2 separate regions of the Homo sapiens genome follow, and region 2 is linked to region 1. A link is a contact called in ENCODE Hi-C or POLR2A ChIA-PET data. All regions are on one chromosome and are shown on one strand. Each heading gives the region's core, a stretch centred on a gene start or an enhancer-like site at or near the end of the contact. The rest is flanking DNA. Distances are from core to core; before and after follow the strand shown. Region 1 holds the start of SNHG4 (small nucleolar RNA host gene 4). Region 2 holds the start of UBE2D2 (ubiquitin conjugating enzyme E2 D2).

The links. A loop is a pair of places that touch in the nucleus more often than their neighbours do. ChIA-PET counts read pairs that join two places held with the same protein, here RNA polymerase II (POLR2A). Pooled maps may share reads with other maps.
Region 2: a map of B cell shows a loop between it and region 1 (7-fold over the local background). The contact joins the promoter of UBE2D2 here to the promoter of SNHG4 in region 1. A Hi-C loop is called at or near these places in 2 of 168 maps with a recorded cell type or tissue (B cell and CD4-positive, alpha-beta memory T cell) and 8 of 50 pooled maps. POLR2A ChIA-PET finds 5 or more read pairs at or near these places in 3 of 52 experiments (MCF 10A, PC-9 and activated CD4-positive, alpha-beta T cell).

Annotation. Positions count from the first base shown.
Region 1 is chr5:139,272,090-139,277,420 of GRCh38, forward strand. It overlaps SNHG4 (small nucleolar RNA host gene 4), which reads left to right and starts at 2,012. Exons shown (of 7, transcript NR_182757.1): 1 at 2,012-2,072; 2 at 2,275-2,525; 3 at 4,032-4,061. LOC124901081 (a long non-coding RNA gene) reads right to left here. Exons shown (of 4, transcript XR_007058956.1): 4 at 978-1,565. It overlaps SNORA74D (small nucleolar RNA, H/ACA box 74D), which reads left to right and starts at 4,091; the gene lies at 4,091-4,234. It also overlaps a transcript of MATR3 not described here. RefSeq lists an enhancer at 1,366-1,715 and a silencer at 2,006-2,085.
Region 2 is chr5:139,558,169-139,563,499 of GRCh38, forward strand. It overlaps UBE2D2 (ubiquitin conjugating enzyme E2 D2), which reads left to right and starts at 3,171. Exons shown (of 7, transcript NM_003339.3): 1 at 3,171-3,647. The coding sequence starts at 3,624. RefSeq lists enhancers at 2,747-2,916, 4,077-4,126, 4,217-4,336 and a silencer at 2,947-3,606.

The DNA of each region.
Region 1 (5,331 bases), core at 762-3,261:
TGGACTTCCCCTAGTCCTTTGCTTTCCATCTAGCTGCATCTTTTTTTCTAGAAATGTTCCCTTTTATTTTTTGTTATTATTCTCAATAATTTTGTCTTTGCAAGAAGAAACAAAAAAGTAGAAAAATAGTTGATATTACAGGTAAAAAAAACATAAATCAACCCATCAAAATTAATTCAGAATTTAAAAGGATGGAAGTCAAAAAGGTTGACTATGAAGGATTTTTAAGTTGGAAACAAAATCTTCATCTAGGTTTTTCTCCAAAGGTCATTGAAAGACCTATAGCCCAAAAAGTTGACCACTTGTTCAACAGGACATGAAAATATGGCTTACCTCACAGCCTTATTTATAATGGCTGGCCTTCCACATAAATCCTGCCTTCTACCTGGACTAATCTGAATCCAGTCATCACCAGATTATTGGTCCCTCTCTCCCCAAAGGTCTGCATAGCTCCCTGTCCTCAGTTACTTCTTGTCTCTTCTCTGAAAGCACACATGCACATTCACACACACACATACACACACACACACACACACACACACACACCCTATCTTTCCTTTTCATGAATCTTCAGGGTAGCTCTGCCCTCTCCACTTTGTGTGTTTGGAAGGAAAGAAAGCGAAATATATGAGATGCCAATGCAATTTCTCCTTTAGCAGAGCTCGGTAGGACAATTACCCACCCAATCTGCCTGGTTTTATAGCTCTCATAACCTTCCTTTATGAACACGCTGTGACAGCCGGATGTGGGCATTGATTATGGCAGCAGTCTTCAGCCACATTCCTATTTAACTGCAAAGCAGAGCTCCTGCCTACCAGCCCAGCACTGGTCATGTGACTTTTTAAATTACTGTATTTATGTAAGCCTTTTCCCAACCAGAGCCTATGTCCAACTGCATCAAAACTGGGGAGGATTTGAGCTTGCCACTTCCCCTCCAGTGGCTCTTTGGCCCTACAGCCTAGGGTCTCTTGCTGGAATCAAACTGGGGCTCTGGGCTTTCTTAGGAGAGGTCTGCAAGAGTTGGGGTGCACAAGAAGCATACCTTTTTCATTATGAAAGAGCTGAGGAAATAGACAATGAAACATGTTGGCAGATGCCAAGGGCAGTGGCTTGGTTCCCAGGGGTTCACCTGGCAATGGTGCCAGGTGCAAGAGATCAGCAAAACTTACAGGATTGGTTGTTGTTGTTGGGGGGCGGGTGTCGGAAAGGAATTTGGGGGAATTAGAGAATGGAGTTGGGAATCACTGCTTGTAGGCCTTCCACTCTGGACCCCAGCAGAATCATATGGACTCTAGCCACTGGGAGAGGGAAGTTTTAGTGTTCCAAAGAAATCCTGGTAGCCTTGCAGGCAGTCTGTCCTGACCAAGGACTCTGCCTGACTGTGCCATGGTGCAGGGCAAGTCTAGCAGAGAAAGCCAGTGTTCTTCAGTTACTGCAGCTCGGCGAAGAATCCCACTGCAGGGCACTAGGGAGGCCGGTCCTGCAGAGGTCAGCAGTAGGAGTGACTGGCTTAATCTATTCGAAAACCTCCTGGAAAGATCCCGAAGACCGTGGACCAAGGTGACCTGCGTGGGTGAGCGATCCATTAGCCGAATGACAGCGCTGCCGCAGAAAGCCAGAAAAAGGATATGCGTGGGAAGCGCAAAAGCGTGGGCTGGGCCTGCAGCAACGGAAAGGCGCCACGCTCGTGAGCGGAACCAGCGTTCCGGGGGCGCTCAGTGTGGGCAGGCAGGAAGCCTGGCTCCACTAGGACACACAGATTCTCTCCTGAGCAGCTGCGAACTATGCGCCCCTTCTACCCTTAAGAGATGGGATGGGAGTCCAACAAACCCAGCCATTGCTCAGACCCCAGCCCTTCTCTCCTCTAAGAAGCAGGTTCACCTCTGCCACCGCACTCGCATTTTTTTTTTTTTTTAAAGCCCGGCCTTTCCTAGGCGGGGTCAAGGGCCCCGCCCACCGAAGCCACGCCCAGTAGCCGCCCCGGGGCGGGGTTCCCCTCGGCTCCCGGCTGCCCTTTCCCCTCCGGCCTCTGCCGGTGCTGCTGCGCCCTGCGGAGCTCCGAACACGTGCGCGTGAGTAAGGACCCAGAGGGGAGAGTCCTTGGAGGTTTCCCAGCCTGGGGAAAGAAGCAGTGCAGGGTGGCTTCTGCCGGGGCACGGGACGAAATTGGGGTTCGTCCCCTCGTGATCCCGAGCTTGGAGGGCATCTGAAAGAGACTTGGGCCTCGGAGTCGTCCCCTGTTTTTCTACCATCCCTCTTCCCTCTTCTCCCTAGGGAGTCCCATAGAGCCTGACTCCGAGAGCCTCGATCTCCCAGGGCCAGAGGCAGGGACTTTGGAAGGTTTGTGAGGAACAAATGTCCGGTGGAACTGAGTCAGCCCCTTTAACCCGAGCCTTGAAAGGGGCAGGCTATTTTTAGATCTGTTTTTAGACCCAGCGAACAATGAACCCTCTCTACTCATTTTCCTGTTCCTCTAAATTATTTGGAGGAAGTCAGGAGTGAAATTTGGGGATGGCTGGAAAAAGGTATGATCTTAGCCTTACATAAATTATAATGGTGACTGTGAGGCCGGGCGCGTGGCTCACGCCTGTAATCTCAGCACTTTGGGAGGCCGAGGCGGGCGGATGACGAGGTCAAGAGAAGAAGACCATCCTGGCCAACATGGTGAAACCCCGTCTCTACTAAAAATACAAAACTTAGCTGGGCGTGGTGTCGCACGCCTGAAGTCGGGAGGCTGAGGCAGGAGAATCGCTTGAACCCGGGAGGCAGAGATTGCAGTGAGCCGAGATAGCACCACTGCATTCCAACCTGGTAACAGAGCAAGACTCCGTCTAAAAAAAAATGGTGACTGTGTAGGAATATTTATTATCATTTGTGCAAACATTTTGGTTATTTTTATTTTTTTTAACGGAGTCTTGCTCTGTTGCCCAGGCTGGAGTGCAGTAGGGCGATCTCGGCTCACTGCAACCTCCGCCTCCTGGGTTCATGCCATTCTCCTGCCTCAGCATCCCGAGTAACAGGGACTACAGGTGCCCGCCACCACGCCCGGCTAATTTTTTTTTTTTTTTTTTTTTTTTTTTTGTATTTTTAGTAGAGACGGGGTTTCACCGTGTTAGCCAGTATGGTCTCGATCTCCTGAACTCGTGATCCGCCAGCCTCAGCCTCCCAAAGTGCTGGGATTACAGGCGTGAGCCACCGCGCCCGGCCTAACATTTTCGTTATTGCTTTTAATCAGTAGTTGAGGTCTTGGCACGACTACTGCCTCCAATTCCCCTCACATCCAATACTGCAGTTATTTTTCCAAGTGCTGTTTTTATTGTCCTTCAGGAAGTATTGGAGGCCCTCCTCTATCCAGTGTTCCCACTGTTCACTGCCCGTTTCTCTCACTGGATAACTTTTCCCTTTTTACTCACTCATATTCACCATCTAAGCCTTTTTTGGAATGTAGCTCCTCAGGTGTTTACTGAGTGCCCACACTATACCAGACATTATCCTGAGGATTAGCTTATATTTCACTTAAGCCTCCCAACCACCCTATTTACAGAGGACTATTAGTAATATCCCCATTCAGCTTGGTGTGCTCGCTCACGCCTGTAGTCCCAGCTACTCAGGAGGCTGAGGTAGGAGAATCACTTGAGCCCAGGAAGTGGAGGCTGCAGTGAGCCATGATTGTGCCACTGCACTCCAGCCTGGGTGGCAGAGAAAGACCCTGTAATATAATACCTCCATTCTACAAATGAGACTGAGGTATAGAGAGGTTTCTCGCCCAGTATCATTTGGCTAGACACTGGTTAGGGGATAGAGCCAGGCTCCCTGATATTTGTTTAATCGACTCTTTTGCTACTATTGAACTGCTGTGGTGTATAAGTAACAAGAGATGAAAACAAAGCTAAACAAGGATAAGCTATTGGTTTTATTGTCTGCTATTGTTTCTGTGGCTTAGGCCTAAGTTACCGTGTTTTGAGGGGAGGGACTCTGAGCTGCACACGTGTTCACTGTTGGCTGACTAACCTGGAGTTGTTTCATTGCAGAGAGGCTGGCTGTGGCAGATGCAACTGCAGGTGAGTGCAACCCCTTCAGCTCTCTTGGCTCCAGCTGTAGGCAGCTGCCTAGGTTGTCTTGTACCTAGGCAAGTGTTACACTGCTGGGAGAACAGCAGCCAATAGCTGGTTGGCATTCTGGCCCTGGTTCATGCCAACTCTTGTGTTGACTACCCCAGGATGCCAGCATAGTTGCTTATCCATTAAGGCAGGCGTGTTTTTTGGCTTCCCTGGGCCACATTGGAAGGATAAGAATTGTCTTGGGCCATACATAAAATATAGTAACACTAACGATAACTGATAGCTAAATTTAAAAAAAAATTGCCAAAAATAACTCCTCATAATGTGTTAAGAAAGTTTACCAATTTGTGTTGGGCTGCGGGTTGGAAAAGCTTGCATTAAGGTTTAATCTGTGAGAGCATGACTTTTTGCAGAGAATAAGTCCAGACCTTCCTGAATAGTTCTGGTCCAACAGGTTTGGGTAGCATGAAGTTACTTGAATCATACCTTGGAAACAGAACAAAGCTAATGGGAAGAGGGGGTTGGTAAAAATAGACGGAAAAGTCACACCTTTATTTTTAGTGCCTACCAAGGGCTCAAAGGGGGCCAGATACAATGGGATTTTTGCTAATTTCACTGAAATTAAAGTCCATGGCTCCTACTACCCACCATAAAAGCTAGTCATGACACCCTTTGTAGAGGGATGGATTCCCTATTAGGGAAACATTGATGGTAATTCACTTTAAAATTATGGGCATTCTCTAGCTGTTTAATAAAATATTAAAATATTGATTGAGGGGGCTCTGGGAACTGAACAACTACAACCACACTAATTTCTCCTTTGGGCTGACAGTATATTTGCTTTAGTTGCTTACTGATTTTCAGAAATGAACAGTTGTTGCCCCATTAAAGTGGTAGATATTGAGTTCCCTTTGTAGTAATTTTGTTTTGGAATGCTTTTTCCCAAGTAGTTGGGATGATAGGTGTGTGCCACCACAACCAGATAATTTTTTTTTTTTTAATTTGTAGAGACAAAGTCTCATTATGTTGCCCAGGCTTTAGTAGAGACAAGGTTTCACGACGTTGTCCAGGCTGGTCTCGAACTCCTGGGCTCAAGTGATCTCCTGCCTCTCAAAGTGCTGGGGTTACAGGCATGAGCCACTGCACCGTGCCTGGCCTGGAATGCTAATCTTTTGAGAAGAGATGACCCTCGGTTGCTGTGAAAAGTGACATACTAGTTTCCACAGGAGGAAATGGGGAGGATGTTGGGGGGCAGGGGAGTTGTTTATCA
Region 2 (5,331 bases), core at 1,921-4,420, 290 kb after region 1:
CAAATGTTCCCCAAAATGTGACCAGTTAAATAAATATGGTACATTTATATGCTAGAATACAAAGCCATTAAAATAAGGTAGAAATATTTGAAACAGGAAAATTCACGATATATTGTTTATTTTCTTATTTGTTTTTTGAGACAGAGTCTTGCTCTGTTGCCCAGACTGGAGTGCAGTGGCGCGATCTCAGCTCACTGCAAGCTCTGCTTCCCGGGTTCACGCCATTCTCCTGCCTCAGCCTCCTGAGTAGCTGGGACTACAGGCGCCCGCCAACCAAGCCCGGCTAATTTTTTGTATTTTTGGTAGAGACGGGGTTTCACCGTGTTAGCCTGGATGGTCTTGATCTCCTGACCTCGTGATCCGCCCGCCTCGGCCTCCCAAAGTGTTGGGATTACAGGCGTGAGCCACCGCGCCCAGCCAATATATTGTTTATTTTCAAGGTAGATTACCAAACAGTATTATGCAATGACCCCACATTTTTCAAAGAAAAATATGTATTGATATTTATATGTAAGGGAAAAAAAGACTAGAAGGACATTAACCAAATGTCAAAAGTGGTTAATTATTGGATGATGAGAGTGTGGGTGACTTTTATTTCCTTCCTTTACTTATAGGTATGTCTTACAACAAATACATATTGCTTTTTTTTTAAGAGAGGATCTTGCTCTTTCACCACACCTGAGGTGCAGTGGAACCACCACGGCTCACTGCAGTTTTGACCACCCAGGCTCAAGCTATCCTCCCCACCTCAGCCTCCCAAGTAGCTGGGACCACAGGTGCGTGCTACCATACCTGGCTAATTTTTACAATCTTCTGTAGAGATGAAGTCTCTATATTGCCCAGGCTGGTCTGGAACTCCTGAGTTCAAGTGATCTTCCCGCCTCAGCTTCCCAAATTACTGAGATTACAGGCGTGTCCAGGAGCTTTTCTAATACAAAAGTTATTACTGAGAATAACTTTAAAAAAAAAATCTGTCGGCCGGGCGCGGTGGCTCACGCCTGTAATCCCAGCACTTTGGGAGGCCGAGGCGGGCGGATCACGAGGTCAGGAGATTGAGACCATCCTGGATAACAAGGTGAAATCCCGTTTCTACTAAAAATACAAAAAAATTACCCGGGCGTGCTTGCAGGTGCCTGTAGTCCCAGCTACTCGGGAGGCTGAGGCGGGAGAATGGCCTGAACCCGGGAGAAGAGCTTGCAGTGAGCCGAGATAGCGTCACCGCACTCCAGCCTGGGCGACAGAGTGAGACTCCGTCTCAAAAAAAAAAAAAAAGAAATCTGTCCAGTGGAGATTTTTGTACCCCTCCCATCACATTTCTTAGGAAGAAAATATCTGGGGCTGTGAGATGTTCCATTTTACCCTCAACCTCAACTATACCCACCCTGAACCACTGGATACAATTTTCTCTCACTGGGTGCACGGTGCTTCTGTCCTAATGGTCCAACCTTCTCAGTAGGTGAGGCAGTATGAGCTTTGCCACTCACCTACTGTGTGGCTTTTGGCAAGATCCTTCCCTTAGTTGGGCTCCAGTTTTTTCTTCTCTATAAATTCAGGAGCTAGAATCAATGATCTGCAAGGTCCTTTCTGGATGTAGCGAAAAGGAGACATTTAGAATCAGAAAACGCCAGGGGTAGATTTCAGAATGTGGGCATTACCTCCCAGCAAAATATTCTTTACTATTCTCCTGTGTAAGGCCTCTAGCCCTGGCTTGGCTCCGTATCTCACACCAGTCATGGTGTAGGGCTGGGCACAGGGTAGGTGCTCAGTGATTTAGCTTTTTGTCTCCATCTCCTAAAAAACAATTCCAAATATTCTAGGTTTGATTTTCAGCGGACCCTCCTGATGGGTATCTGGAGCACGAGGTTGGTTTTTTTTTTTTTTTTGGAGATGGAGTTTTGCTCGTCGCCCAGGCTGGAGTGCAATGGCGTGCTCTCGGCTCACTGCAACCTCTGCCTCCTGGGTTCCAGCGATTCTCCTGCCTCAGCCTCCCCAGTAGCTGGGTTTACAGGAACCTGCCACCACTCTCGGCTATTTTTTTTTTTTTTTTTTGAGACGCATTCTTGCTGTTGCCTAGGCTGGAGTGAACTGGCGTGATCTCGGCTCACGGCAACCTCCGCCTCCCGGATTCAAGCGATTCTCCTGCCTCAGCCTCCCGAGTAGCTGGGACTACAGGCGCCTGCCACCATGCCCGGGTAATTTTTGTATATTTAGTACAGAAGGGGTTTCACTGTGTTGGCCAGGCTGGTCTCGAATTCCTGACCTCGTGATCCGCCTGCCTTGGCCTCCCAAAGTGCTGGGATTACAGGCGTGAGTGACCGTGCCCGGCCTAATTTTTGTATTTTTAGTAGAGATGGGGTTTCACCATGTTGGCCAGGCTGGTCTCGAACTCTTGACCTCAGGTGATGCGCCAGCCTCAGCCTCCCAAAGTGCTGAGATTACAGGGGTGAGTCACCGCGCCCAGCCGTTGGTTTTAACTATTTGGGGCACACACTGTGATTTTTTTTCTGACGCAGCTGGTACAGTGCTTGCTTGTAACAATTTGCAATTCACTAAGCTGAGCAGAGTCTGGACACCTCGAAGGCACACATACATGCCAGTGGCTGAGAACACAACATTCAAATCCTCTCCATCTGGGGCCTTGGTCCGGAAGGCCAATCTCACTGCAACCCGAGCGGCTATGAGACATCTCCCTCGTGGCAGGTGCCCGAGCTGTAGCCACGCGGCCTCTGGAAAGAGATGTGCTAAGTCCCAGGACTTCAGAAGAGCTCTGTGACCTTGGCCAAGTCCCTTCCTCCTTCAGGAGCGCTGCAGTGGGCCTAAGTGCCTCCTCCCGGGACTAGTACGGGGACGGTCGTGAGATCTGGACAACATTCGCCTTTTAATATTTATTGATCTTTTGTGACACGCGCGTGGGTTTCCATCAGCAATGAAGTCAACGGTCGCGGCGCTGGAGCCTGCAGAACTCGCGCTCTAGATCTCGCGAGATCTCCGCCCAGGGCTTCGCAGCGTCACGCCCTCCGGGGCCGTGGCGGCGACGGCGGTGCGTAGCTTACTCACAGGGGCGGCCCGTATCCCTCCGCCGCCGGCGCGGCTCGGCCCTCCCTCCCCTGGCCCGCCAATCCCCGCGCCTCCCGACCTGCCCCTCGGTCGGGCCCACCCCGTGCTCCGACGGCCCCACCCCGGCGGCGCAGCCCGCCCGCCCGCGCGTCCCTCGGTCCACCTGCAGCAGGGAGGAAGACAGGCAATCCCTCCGGCTGTCCGACCAAGAGAGGCCGGCCGAGCCCGAGGCTTGGGCTTTTGCTTTCTGGCGGAGGGATCTGCGGCGGTTTAGGAGGCGGCGCTGATCCTGGGAGGAAGAGGCAGCTACGGCGGCGGCGGCGGTGGCGGCTAGGGCGGCGGCGAATAAAGGGGCCGCCGCCGGGTGATGCGGTGACCGCTGCGGCAGGCCCAGGAGCTGAGTGGGCCCCGGCCCTCAGCCCGTCCCGCCGGACCCGCTTTCCTCAACTCTCCATCTTCTCCTGCCGACCGAGATCGCCGAGGCGGCCTCAGGCTCCCTAGCCCCTTCCCCGTCCCTTCCCCGCCCCCGTCCCCGCCCCGGGGGCCGCCGCCACCCGCCTCCCACCATGGCTCTGAAGAGAATCCACAAGGTAAGCGGCCGGAGGTCGGCTGCGCTGCTGGCCAGCTGAGCAGGCTGCGGCCTGCACTTCCCGCCGTAGTCTCCGTCGGGCTCGCGGCCTCCTTGGATCTTGCTGCCGGTGCTGGCCCCTCGGGGCGGCCTCCATACCCCACTCCCAGTGATGGCGCCCGTGGAGGCCCCGGCGCGCAGCCCGCGCTTAGGCCGGAGGTGCTCTCGCGGCCTCAGCGTTCCTCCCCGGCTGCCCTTCCAGGCCCGCATGGTGTGGACTCTTAGGGCTTCTCTCCAGTCTGGGACTGCCGCTGCACTTGAGGGCCATTGTCGGGCCAGGATGGCGGGGTTGGGGCCGAGGGGGGCGCTGGGGCGTTGGGCGGCCCCTTCGACAGAGGTCGAAAGGGCTTCTCGCCCCATTTCTGTTCCCTCCTCCCACACCTGCCCTAGCTCCCTCCACAAAACCGCCTGAGCTCGGGCTGACAGAGGAAGCCGTTTTGCCCGATCCACAAGTATATCCTGAGTTCACTTACCTCTTGGGTGGCAGCACACATCGGTCCACCCTGCTTGTCCAGAAACTGTTAAGAGTTGGAAGTTCAGAAGAAAAAAAAAAGGTGACTTAATGAGGGAGGAGGGAAGTAGAGGGAGAATCATTTTATTCCTTGAGGTTGCTGTATGTAGTTAGAAACTAACACTTCCGTTTTGCAGGATTGGATCTAATAGAAAAGCTGTACATTGGCAAAGGTAGAGGTAGAAACCTGAACATTGAAAACCACCAGAGAAATTATACAAAAGTTCCTTTCACAGCCTCTTCGCAAAATGGACTTGACGCTATTAGGTGATATGTTTACCGAGACTCTTAACTGGGAAGGGGTTTTACTAGATTTTGTATTAAAAAGGATTTCTTTGCTCTTTAAAGTGAAGGGTTATTTAGTTATCAATAAGGAGGTTTTCCTAATAATACATCTAGACTATAAGATTGGCTTAAAATTTATTTTTTTTCCCTTTCTGATGTTGTAACCTCTTAGTGCCACTTTCATGTTTTTTTTCTTAGAAGTAGGGAGGCACCACTATTAATTTCTGTTTGGTGTTTCACTTGGCTACTCAGATTGGCTATATTAAACCGGTAGCTACTTTTTTCTTCAATACATCTTTTTCCTTTTAGTGGAGAACGGGGTCTTGCCGTGTTGTCCAGGCTGGTGTGGAACTCCTGGGCTCAAGCTAGCCTCCTGTCTCTGCCTCCCTTAAGTGTTGGAATTACAGGCATCAATCAGCCACTGCACACGGCCTATACCTGTAGCTACTTAGAAGTAGGTACTGGGGTTATCCATTCTGAATGATGGGATGGGGATGCAAGAGGAAGAGAACCAGTTTTTAGCTTGTCTTAAACTAAGTCAGAATACAGATTGATGATTTAAACACCTCAGCTCAGCGGTTGGTCCTCATTTCATTTTTGCTCAAAGACAGTGTGGAATCAGTCCCATTGGTTACTATAATTAGGTTAGCTCCTTAACTTCTTTTGACTCTGATTTCTAACAAATGAAGAAGGGCAGATTTTAGACAATAAATCTTGTACTAAAATGAAATGGTATTTGTTAAATACCATAAAGAAGCTTGAACCTTAAGCAAAGATGTCTTAAAGAACCGTTTAAGGGGCAGGGGAGCACACTGAGGAGTAGTCATCCAAAAAAAATATATACATATGT